Regions from separate parts of the Homo sapiens genome. Here all the other regions are linked to region 1. A link is a contact called in ENCODE Hi-C or POLR2A ChIA-PET data. All regions are on one chromosome and are shown on one strand. The core of a region is the stretch at or near the end of the contact, and the rest is flanking DNA. Distances in the headings are between cores, read along the strand shown. Region 1 holds the start of ARRB2 (arrestin beta 2). Region 2 holds the start of MNT (MAX network transcriptional repressor). Region 3 holds the start of DVL2 (dishevelled segment polarity protein 2).

What was found. A loop is a pair of places that touch in the nucleus more often than their neighbours do. ChIA-PET counts read pairs that join two places held with the same protein, here RNA polymerase II (POLR2A). Pooled maps may share reads with other maps.
Region 2: a map of B cell shows a loop between it and region 1 (19-fold over the local background). The contact joins the promoter of MNT here to the promoter of ARRB2 in region 1. A Hi-C loop is called at or near these places in 2 of 168 maps with a recorded cell type or tissue (B cell and naive thymus-derived CD4-positive, alpha-beta T cell), 1 of 37 single-sample maps with no recorded cell type and 7 of 50 pooled maps.
Region 3: a map with no recorded cell type shows a loop between it and region 1 (6-fold over the local background). The contact joins the promoter of DVL2 here to the promoter of ARRB2 in region 1. A Hi-C loop is called at or near these places in 1 of 37 single-sample maps with no recorded cell type and 4 of 50 pooled maps. POLR2A ChIA-PET finds 5 or more read pairs at or near these places in 1 of 52 experiments (activated T-cell).

What each region holds. Positions count from the first base shown.
Region 1 is chr17:4,709,112-4,712,336 of GRCh38, reverse strand. It overlaps ARRB2 (arrestin beta 2), which reads right to left and starts at 1,705. Exons shown (of 15, transcript NM_004313.4): 1 at 1,593-1,705. The coding sequence starts at 1,615. RefSeq lists a silencer at 1,459-1,988 and an enhancer at 1,918-2,087.
Region 2 is chr17:2,399,798-2,402,909 of GRCh38, reverse strand. MNT (MAX network transcriptional repressor) reads left to right here and starts at 1,850. Exons shown (of 6, transcript NM_020310.3): 1 at 1,850-2,270. The coding sequence starts at 2,198. RefSeq lists enhancers at 1-312, 313-883, 1,255-1,304, 2,595-3,112 and silencers at 605-924, 1,575-1,884, 2,075-2,154, 2,305-2,364, 2,885-3,112.
Region 3 is chr17:7,232,897-7,235,797 of GRCh38, reverse strand. DVL2 (dishevelled segment polarity protein 2) reads left to right here and starts at 1,281. Exons shown (of 15, transcript NM_004422.3): 1 at 1,281-1,729. The coding sequence starts at 1,536. PHF23 (PHD finger protein 23) reads left to right here. Exons shown (of 5, transcript NM_024297.3): 5 at 1-760. The coding sequence ends at 172. RefSeq lists an enhancer at 1,084-1,133 and a silencer at 1,244-1,543.

The DNA of each region.
Region 1 (3,225 bases), core at 456-2,955:
AAAGCCAAGCTGTCCAAAGGTTGTAAGGCAAAGGGTATGGAGGGCCCCAGGTATTCCTAACCAATAAAAGAGAATACACATCGATATGGTAGCCGCTAGAATAAACACCCTATCTTTCATCCCAACTTGGGAGCTGAGTGCCGTGGCATCATCCAGGCTCTCCCTCCCCTTTGCTTCTGGTTTTCCTCTTTGTCCCAGGGTGTCCTCCCATTAGGAGCCCTGGCACAGGGCTGTGACAGCCACAATCAGTGGGCCAACTGGAGTGTGGTTCTGGGGCAATTGCCCTGGAGCAGCTGCAAGGCACTTGCCCTTTGGATCCTAACCCAGCCACCTCCTGCCAGGCTGGGGAGGAGCAGCGTGCATATACTAGGCTGGCCAAGGAGGCAGAGTGTGGGGATGACCAGGGAGGTGCCCAGTGGGAGCAGGGGTAGCTGAAGCAGATGTCCTTTCACACTTCCTGCTATTCGCTCCATTTCCTGTGGCCCAGAATTTCATGGGGGTGAGGGAAATTGTGCCAAGTTAGCAGTCTCCTTTGGTCCATCCGTCCCACTCCCTGAACCACATGACGGAAATCAGGGGCCTCCCACAAGTCAGCAACTTCCCCTTTCTCTGGGATGTTTAAACCCTGATCCAGGAGACGGATCATCTCTCTGATGATCTCTTTCTGATGCTCGTCTACTTGATGCTCAGAAACCCGGGTTCTCATACTCTATAGGTTGGAAGTGGGGTTGATATGATGTTTTGCAGAGCAAGCCAGAGCTCAGGACCAATTCCCTATTCCTGATACCCTCTGAGTTGAGGCCTACAGCCCCAACCTTTTCGTCTTTTGCTCCCGCTCCCCTGCGACTCAGGCATCCACCCCTTGCCCCTTGGGGGTGTTGAGTCACAACAGGAAGTGGATTTTGCTAGAGACCAAAAAAGAGAACTCGGGGTATCAGTGGAAGGAAAGAGCCTCGATTGCACAGAAAACATCCGGGGAGTGGACGCGCGCCCAGGGTGAATACTGCCTCCCCCACCCCCAGAGAGAGGGATACGATCTAGTTTCAGGGAGGGTCGCCACGCACTCGGCTCCCCCAAGATGAAGCTGTTGCTCCTGGCAACCCAAGGGAAGGTAGAAGTTTGGGTGAGGAGCCACCCGGCCCTCGGGACAGGTGTGGGCAGCGCGACTACCTGGGGGATATTGGATAGGAGGCTTTCCATTGGCTTGGCGCGAGTCTGGAGTGGATCCCCCCCGTCCCGGCATCCAGCCTCCCCGTACACGACCCCTCGGGGCCAGCCACCTGCTCCTCCTTCCTCCATCCCTGCATCGCAGCCTGCACGGGAGAGCCCAGTAGTCTGGCCCCACATCCCTGCGAGAACCCCGACACCGGTTTTTCTGATCCCCCTCAGGCCTCGCTTTCTGCAGGGGCCCGGGCATTTCCCCCCCACCCTCATTATCCTCGAGGACCTGCGCGTGCGGCCCCGGATGGCTGTCCCTAGGGACCCAGGCGTCCGGCCCCCAGATCCTCTCCGCTGCGCCCTCGTCTGGGACCGTCCCAGCCCCCGCCCCGAGCCGCCGCCCATGCCCCGCCGCGTGGCCCCACCTCCCTTACCTGGTCCCGGGTTTCTCCCCCATGGTGCGCGCGCCCGCCGCCCGCTCGGTTCGCGGCTCGCTCGCAGCCTCCTCGCCCGCTGCCAAGATCCCTGCTCCTCCCCGCGCCAATGCGCACGCGCGCCCTCCGCGCTCTCGCCTCTTCCCCCTCCCTCCCGGCCCCGCTCTGGTCTTGGGGAACCGGGGCCAGATGCGTCAGCCGGATCGCGCGCGCCGCGGCGCTGCCCGCCCTCTCCTAGCAGACACGCGGGGCCATTGGCTCCGCCCCCAGCCCTTCGCGCTCCTTCCCAGCCTGGTAGCCCTCCCCCGCGCGCGGGGCCAGCTCCCACTCCTCCCGCCCATCTCCCCGCCCCGCTGCAACCCCTTGAAACCGATTGGACCCCCCTAAACCAAGGCGCCCGCCTTCCAGGGGATCTAAGTCTTTCGATTGGCCTTCGGCATCCAGAACCTGCAGGGGTCTCCTCCCCTTTGTTTGCTTTCTCAGTGGCGGTGGGGGCGACCGGGCTGCTGGGGGCGGTGGAATGAGCTGAAGCGCCGTCTGGGAAGGAGGATGGTGGGGGGGAACACGTGGGTGAGCGGTTCAATTGCGTGATGCTTGCTTCAGTGCGCGCCGCTCACCTGCTCCACTCGGAGCGTGCCGCCTTCTGTGGCCAGCCCTCCCGCTTCTTCACTGCAGCGTGTCAGCTCCTCCTGGTGTTTGCATTTGATCTTCGCAGGGTTCCCTTTTCCAATGTCTCTGACTATCCATCTCCTTCACCCACCCATCCCAGCTAACATCCACTCACTCACCCGCTCCCATCCATCGGTCCATCTATGGACCCATCCATCCGTGCCTATGTTATGCTATTCACTATGCCAATCGATGGGGACACATACGAATTACCATGGCCCCTGCCTTCCTAGAATAGTTGAGGAGACACATACACAGGTATTACCCAGGAATGCTATTACAGAGGTCTGAGTCAGAAGACACAGCCGCTAACAGCAATTGGCCCGGGCGGGGGTGGAGGGAGTGCAGGCTGTCCAGAGCGGGGAACAGATGAGGACAGTCTTTCTGAAGGATGCGCAGAAGTTTTTTTTCTTTTTCTTGTTTTTTTTTTTTTTTTTGAGACAGAGTCTCACTCTGTCGCCGAGGCTGGAGTGCAGTGGTGAGAGGTGACAGCGTGCTGGCAGCTCTCACTCACTCTCGGCGCCTCCTCGGCCTTGGAACCCACTCTGGCCGCGCTTGAGGAGCCCTTCAGCCCGCCACTGCACTGTGGGAGTTCCTTTCTGGGCTGTCCAAGGCCGGAGCCGGTTCCCTCAGCTTGCGGGGAGGTGTGGAGGGAGAGGCGCGGGCGGGAACCCGGGCTGCGCGCGGTGCTTGCGGGCCAGCGCGAGTTCCGGGTGGGCGTGGGCTCGGCGGCTCCGCACTCGGAGTGGCCGGCCAGCCCCGGGCAGTGAGGGGCTTAGCACCTGGGCCAGCAGCTGCTGTGCTCAATTTTTCGCTGGGCCTTAGCTGCCTTCCCTCGGGGCAGGGCTCGGGACCTGCAGCCCGCCATGCCTGAGCCTCCCCTCCCCCTCCGTGGGCTCCTGTGCGGCCCGAGCCTCTCCGACGAGCACCGCCCCCTGCTCCAAGGCACCCAGTCCCATCGACC
Region 2 (3,112 bases), core at 601-3,100, 2.3 Mb after region 1:
CTGTCTTCCAACCAGTCCCTAAAATAGGAACGCTCCGAGGGTGCCATGTGATGGAATGTATTGGCAGGGCGGCCTGCCTCTCAGCCTCATGAAGGTTTGCTTTCTGGTTGTGTGTGATGTTGAAGCCGCGGCTGAGGAGTTCTAAACCCACTGGCACTGACTGCCCCCCCACTTCTTGGACCGGTTAGCAAAGAATGGAGCCTGGGGCCAGAACTGAGGGGTACTCCCCCTGCACTGGCACAGCACAATCGACATGCTCCGGGACGCTCCAAATAAGCTTTCAGCCGCCTGGGGTCTATCGCTGCCGCTGTACCAGTGGGGTTCGTGTGGCTTCCACCGAGGAAGCAGAACAGCGGAGTTGGGTCTCAGGTGAAGATTTTTGTTGCCCCAATCACAGTGTGTTAAGTGGTCAGGGTTGCTATTCCTCCCTGGCATTTTTCTAATTGGGGGCCCTCCTCCAGAACTGGCTTCAGAGTCGTCCCTGGGGTCAGGGAAGAGTGCCCCCGCTTCGGGAGAGAGGAGCAGGTGGAATACGGAACGACCTTAGGCGAGTCCTTGGCCGTCACGGCCTCAGTTTCCTTATGTGTGAAGTGAGAGGATTTAAGGGCAGCCGGCCTCAAAGAGCTAACTCTCCGATTGCACCCGAGCTCCCCTAAACACTCGAGCCCGGAAGACGCGGGCGGGCGGGCGGGCGACGGGGGGTCCCTCCCTCTGGGGAGCGCGGTTCCAGCCGGCCGCAGCGGACCCCGCCCCCGCGCCCCGCCCACCGCCGGTCGCCAGGCGCGGGGAGGGCCGGGCTTCCGCCCTCCACGTTGTTGTTCCCGATTTGGGCCACGCCCCCCGGTCTGGGCTGCGGGCGCTTCGTGTTCCCCGCCCTGGCCCCGGCCCCAGAGGAAAGGGTGGCCCATGGGGTGGCACAGTCCGTATCTCCACCCACATCGAATACGCGTGGACAAAGACTGGAGTTCAGGGGAAGGAAAGATAAAGGCCTGGTTTTAAATGGAAGGTGGTGAAAAGGAATGGAGAGGCCAGGGCACGACTGCGGGATTCCCCTTACGGCATCCCACCCTGGGTTCGCCCAGTGGCCCCATCCGCACCCGCGAATGTGACCTGCAGACACTGGCCCTTTAAACCGAAGGCTGGCGGCGCGGGGTGTCCATGTGGAGCTGCTCCATGCCGTGTTGTCCTGCCCGCCCATTGGCTCGCGGCCCGGTGACGTCCCCTAATAGGATGCGAACGCACTGCGGGGGGAGGAACGGAGACAAAACGCGGAGCCGGACTGCCGCTCCGCTCCCTCCGCTGGTTCTCTTGACAGTCTCCAGTCGCCGGCAGCTCCGCCCAGGGGCGGATCCCGGGGGAATTGCGACAGCCCGGCGATTGCGGGATTTAGGTCGCGAGTGGGTGGAGCGTGGAGACCCAGGGTCAGGCCAGTCTCTGCCATTCCCAAGGTTTCCCTGACCCGGAATATCCTGGTTGGAACTCTGTTAAATCTTGAATTGTTCACCCTACCCTCCCTCCAGCAGGACAGATTTCGTCGTGAACGACCCAAACGCACCGCCCCGGCCCAACTTGTGGCTTGCAGCCGGGGCGGGGCCAGCAGGAAAGCGGAACCGCGGCGCGCACACCCCGCTCGGACCTCTCCCTCCCTGCCCGGGCCACGTGTGCGCGCGCCGGATCCGGGGGGCGGGGCCAGCAGCGCAGGACCCGCCCCTCCCTTCGCGAGACGCCGCGGCCCTGCGGGCGGGGGCTCCGGTCCGGGCTTTGGCTGTGGCCCCGGTGTAGTAGCGGGGGCGGCGGCCGGGGGCAGCGCGGCTCCTTCCCTTGTTGTGTGTGTCGGTGCCTCCTCGCCATCTTGTTGCAAAGCCCTTTCTTGTCGGCGGGACTCCCGGGGGCCGCGGGGCGGGAGGCATCGGAAGGGAGGTAGAGAGGGAGGGGAAGAAGGGAGGCAGTGCCGCCTTTTTTTTTTTTTTGCATCCCATTTTTTTAAATTTGCAATTTTATATTTTGCAAATATTTTGAGAGACATTGATTTTTCTCCCCGTGCTCCCCCGTTCTTCCCTGCGGAGTGCGCTGCGCCGCCCAGCCCTGTCGCCCCCCGGAGGTGATCCCTCCCTCCTGCCTGCCCGCCAGCCTGACCTGTGCCCGGCTCGCGGGCCGCAGCCTCGGCCCCGGCGCGCCCCCGGCAGCTCTCGGCGCGATGAGCATAGAGACGCTACTGGAGGCGGCCCGCTTCCTGGAATGGCAAGCGCAGCAACAACAGAGAGCACGTGGTGAGCGGCCGGGCTGGGCCCCTGGGGCACTGGGGAAGGGGAAGCGAGTGACCCCGGTCCCCGAACCCACGCGAAACCGCGGACAGGGCCCCCTCCCGGGCGGCCTGCGGAGCCTGGCAGCGCACGGCTCCCCGCGAGAGCCGCCGCCTGGGGAGGGGTGATGTGGGCAGTGAAATTAATTAATGAATTCATTAACATGCTGCGAGGGACCTGGCTCCTGCGGGCGCCACCCCGGCTGCGTGGCACCCCTGTGCCCCTTCTGTGGTGGGCTGCTTTTGCGTGGGCCAGCGGAGCCCTCGGTGGCACTGAGGATGTGTGAGCCGGGGGGTGGGGTGAGGAATGGTGTTGCGTGGGGGTGGCAGGCTCGCGTGTGCGTGCGTGTGTGCACGGGGGATGTGTGATGTGAGCCTCGGGAAGAGCAGATGAACGGACGTGTACACGGGCGTGTGTATAGCACACGAGTGGGCGTGTGTGTAACGGAGTGGGGGTGGGGACTACTCTACGCGGAGCAGCTCTTCGGCTTCCCTGGCCCCGTGGGGAGGGTGCGGGGGGCGCTCCCGGCAGATCTACGCGCCGCTTGGGGCGGAGGCGGCCTTTGCAGAATGAAATGACATCGCGTGTCTTATGATCCTGGCCAGCCCCGCCTGACCCCGCCTCCCAGAGCTGGGCTGGGCTGCGCGTCCGGGGTTTGGGTGAAAGCCGGGCTAATTGGGCGTTTGCGAAATGGCCCGCGGGTCGCTGGGGGTCAGCCCCCGGGCCCCCCTCGCTGCGCCCCGCTTTAGCCAGTGTGGAATGTGGCGTGTCTGCGCGTTCCAAACCCGCTCTCGCCTGGAATGTTGCGT
Region 3 (2,901 bases), core at 32-2,531, 2.5 Mb before region 1:
CTTTGCAGGGCGGCCCATGATTGAGTGCAGCCTGTGTGGGACGTGGATCCACCTCTCCTGTGCTAAGATTAAGAAGACCAACGTCCCCGACTTCTTTTATTGCCAGAAATGCAAGGAACTGAGGCCAGAGGCCCGGCGGTTAGGGGGGCCTCCCAAATCTGGAGAGCCCTGATGGCACCAACTTTAGCCTGGAACTTCCAAATGACAACATGATTTGGGAACTGAGCCTCAGGGTCCTCAGCCTATCCCCTGGAGCTTGGATACTGTCTGCACTTCAAGGCAGGAATTCTCAAGGGAGACTTGTTTGAAAATGAGTGTCTCACTTTCCCACCCTATCCTTCCTCCCCACTCTGTGGACTTGAAATTGAATCCATTACGGTTGGGGATGGGAGGCTGTCTGTGTCCCGACACATAATCTCTGTCTCTTGGACCTGCCACCATCACTTTCTGGGTCAGGATTGGAATTGGGATGGAATGGGACAGTTGTCTATAAAACTCTAGTGTAAATATTAGCACTCCCCTCCCTCATCTTTTCTTCTATTTCACTCCCCATTTATTTTCTTCTACACCGGTTGTATTTTTAATTTTGGACTTCCCCTATTGGGCATGGCAGCTCAAAGGTGGAGTACTAGAGCCTGGCCAAGTGAGGAAGGAAAGCAGAAAGGTGACGATTCTCACTCACCTCTTTTGTTTTTAATAATATCGGCCGCTGTTTGTACAGACAGCCTGCGTGTTGTAAATAAAGCAGAGTGGGCTCTTTTGTGTTTATAGCCCTCACTGTCCTGCTCGGGAGGGAGGCTTTGGTGGCTGAAGACTAGCTGGAGGTGGGGCTGAAACCCACGTCTCAAAGTCCAATCTGAAGATATCACAGCACTGGGCCTTTCCCACCCCAAGACAAGTAAGCCACCTTAGAGCTTTCATTGTATTTGGCCCTCCCCACTCGAGTCTAGGAACCCCCACAGTCCCCACCTTCACTCCCTGCACGCACACTCCTGCGGGTCAGAGTTGCTTCGTGCTCCATCGTGGGTGGGGTAAAGCGGGGTGGGAGCCGATGGTCCGTTTCCTGAAGGCACAGGCCAGCTTAGCCTGGGTGCTCAGAGGACCTCGGCTGGGGTACACGTTTGGGGGCTGGGAGACCGTTGCTGAAGGCAGCGATCATGTGGCGGGGGCACTAGGCGGAGTCAGACGGTCACGTGATTGGGAGGGGATCACGTGACGGAGGGCGGCTGAGGAGCGCGGGGTGGCTGCCTTTAAGTCACGTGACATGAGGAGAGGTGGGCGGGTACCTGGAGGAAGCTCGCGGCGTCGGTGGCGGTGGCGCGCGGCGGCCGCTGAGACCGGGGCTTTGAGTCGCACCCCGCGGCCCGCCCCCCGCCGCCACCCTCGCAGATCCGTGCTTTTTCCCCTTTGCTTCTCTCCCGTACTGGGTCAGTCCTGTCCGCGCTCGCGCGTCGGTTTGCGGGTGTGCGCAGGCGCGGCAGGGGCCATTAGCCCTTTGGGTGGGCGGTGGAGCCCGGGAGCGCGCGGGCGAGACCATGGCGGGTAGCAGCACTGGGGGCGGTGGGGTTGGGGAGACGAAGGTGATTTACCACCTGGATGAGGAAGAGACTCCCTACCTGGTGAAGATCCCTGTCCCCGCCGAGCGCATCACCCTCGGCGATTTCAAGAGCGTCCTGCAGCGGCCCGCGGGCGCCAAGTACTTTTTCAAGTCTATGGATCAGGATTTCGGGTGAGCGCAAGGCCTAGATAGGACCGGCGGGGGCTTTGCTAGAGTGGATTGGGCGACATGGAGGGGCACACGTCTACTTTGGGCCACACTGGGATTTTCTGGCCTATGGTGGAGCAGATTGTACTATGCTGAGGTAGGTTGACTATCCCAGGATGGACAAGGTTATGCTTGGATAGATTGAGGCACACGGACAGACTAGGATATCCTAAACCAGATTAGACAAGATTAGGCTTTACTGGAATAGGTGGGGGCATACTGGTTTATGTTGGAGTATTCTAGTCTGTACTGAGTAAATTGATCCATTGTCTGGTTGTTTAGTACGTTCTCAGGAGTCCTGTAACGCCTGTAATCCCAGCACTTTGGGAGGCTGAGGCGGGCGGATCACGAGGTCAGGAGATCGAGGCCATCCTGGCTAACACGGTGAAACCCCATCTCTACTAACTAAAAATACAAAAAATTAGCCGGGCGTGGGGGCACGCGCCTGTAGTCCCAGCTACTTGGGTGGCTGAAGCAGGGAGAATCTCTTGAACCTGGGAGGCGGAGGTTGCAGTGAGCCGAGATCGCGCCACTGCACTCCAGCCTGGGCGACAGTGCGAGACTCCGTCTCAGAAAAAAAACAAAAAACACTTGGGCCATTATGGACTCTACTGGGTTGTATTGGTTAATCCTGGTTTCTCTTGGGGCAAGACTTGGTTTTATTGGAGCACTCGGTATAGGGGCAGACAAGGCTGTTGGGGCCTGTGCTAGCACAGGCAGCCGTATTGGGATGTTCCAATCTAGACTGGTGCAGACAGCTGCGTGTGGGGGCATTGTAGGCTGTGCTAGAATAGATTGGGCTATCCTAGGGTAATTTGGGACATTCAGGGCTATCTTGGACTAGATTGGCGTGTAAATAATGCAGAGAAAGCCCTTTTGTGTTTATGGTCTTTGGGGCTGAGCCTTCTGGGTCCTCAACCTCTGCTTTTTTTTTTTTTTTTTTTTGAGACAGTCTCGCTCTGTCGCCCAGGCTGGAGTGCAGTGGCGCATTCTCAGCTCACTGCAAGCTCTGCCTCCCGGGTCCACGCCATTCTCCTGCCTCAGCCTCCCAAGTAGCTGGGACTACAGGCGTCCGCCACCACACCCGGCTAATTTTTTGTATTTTTTAGTAGAGACGGGGTTTCACCGTTTTAGCC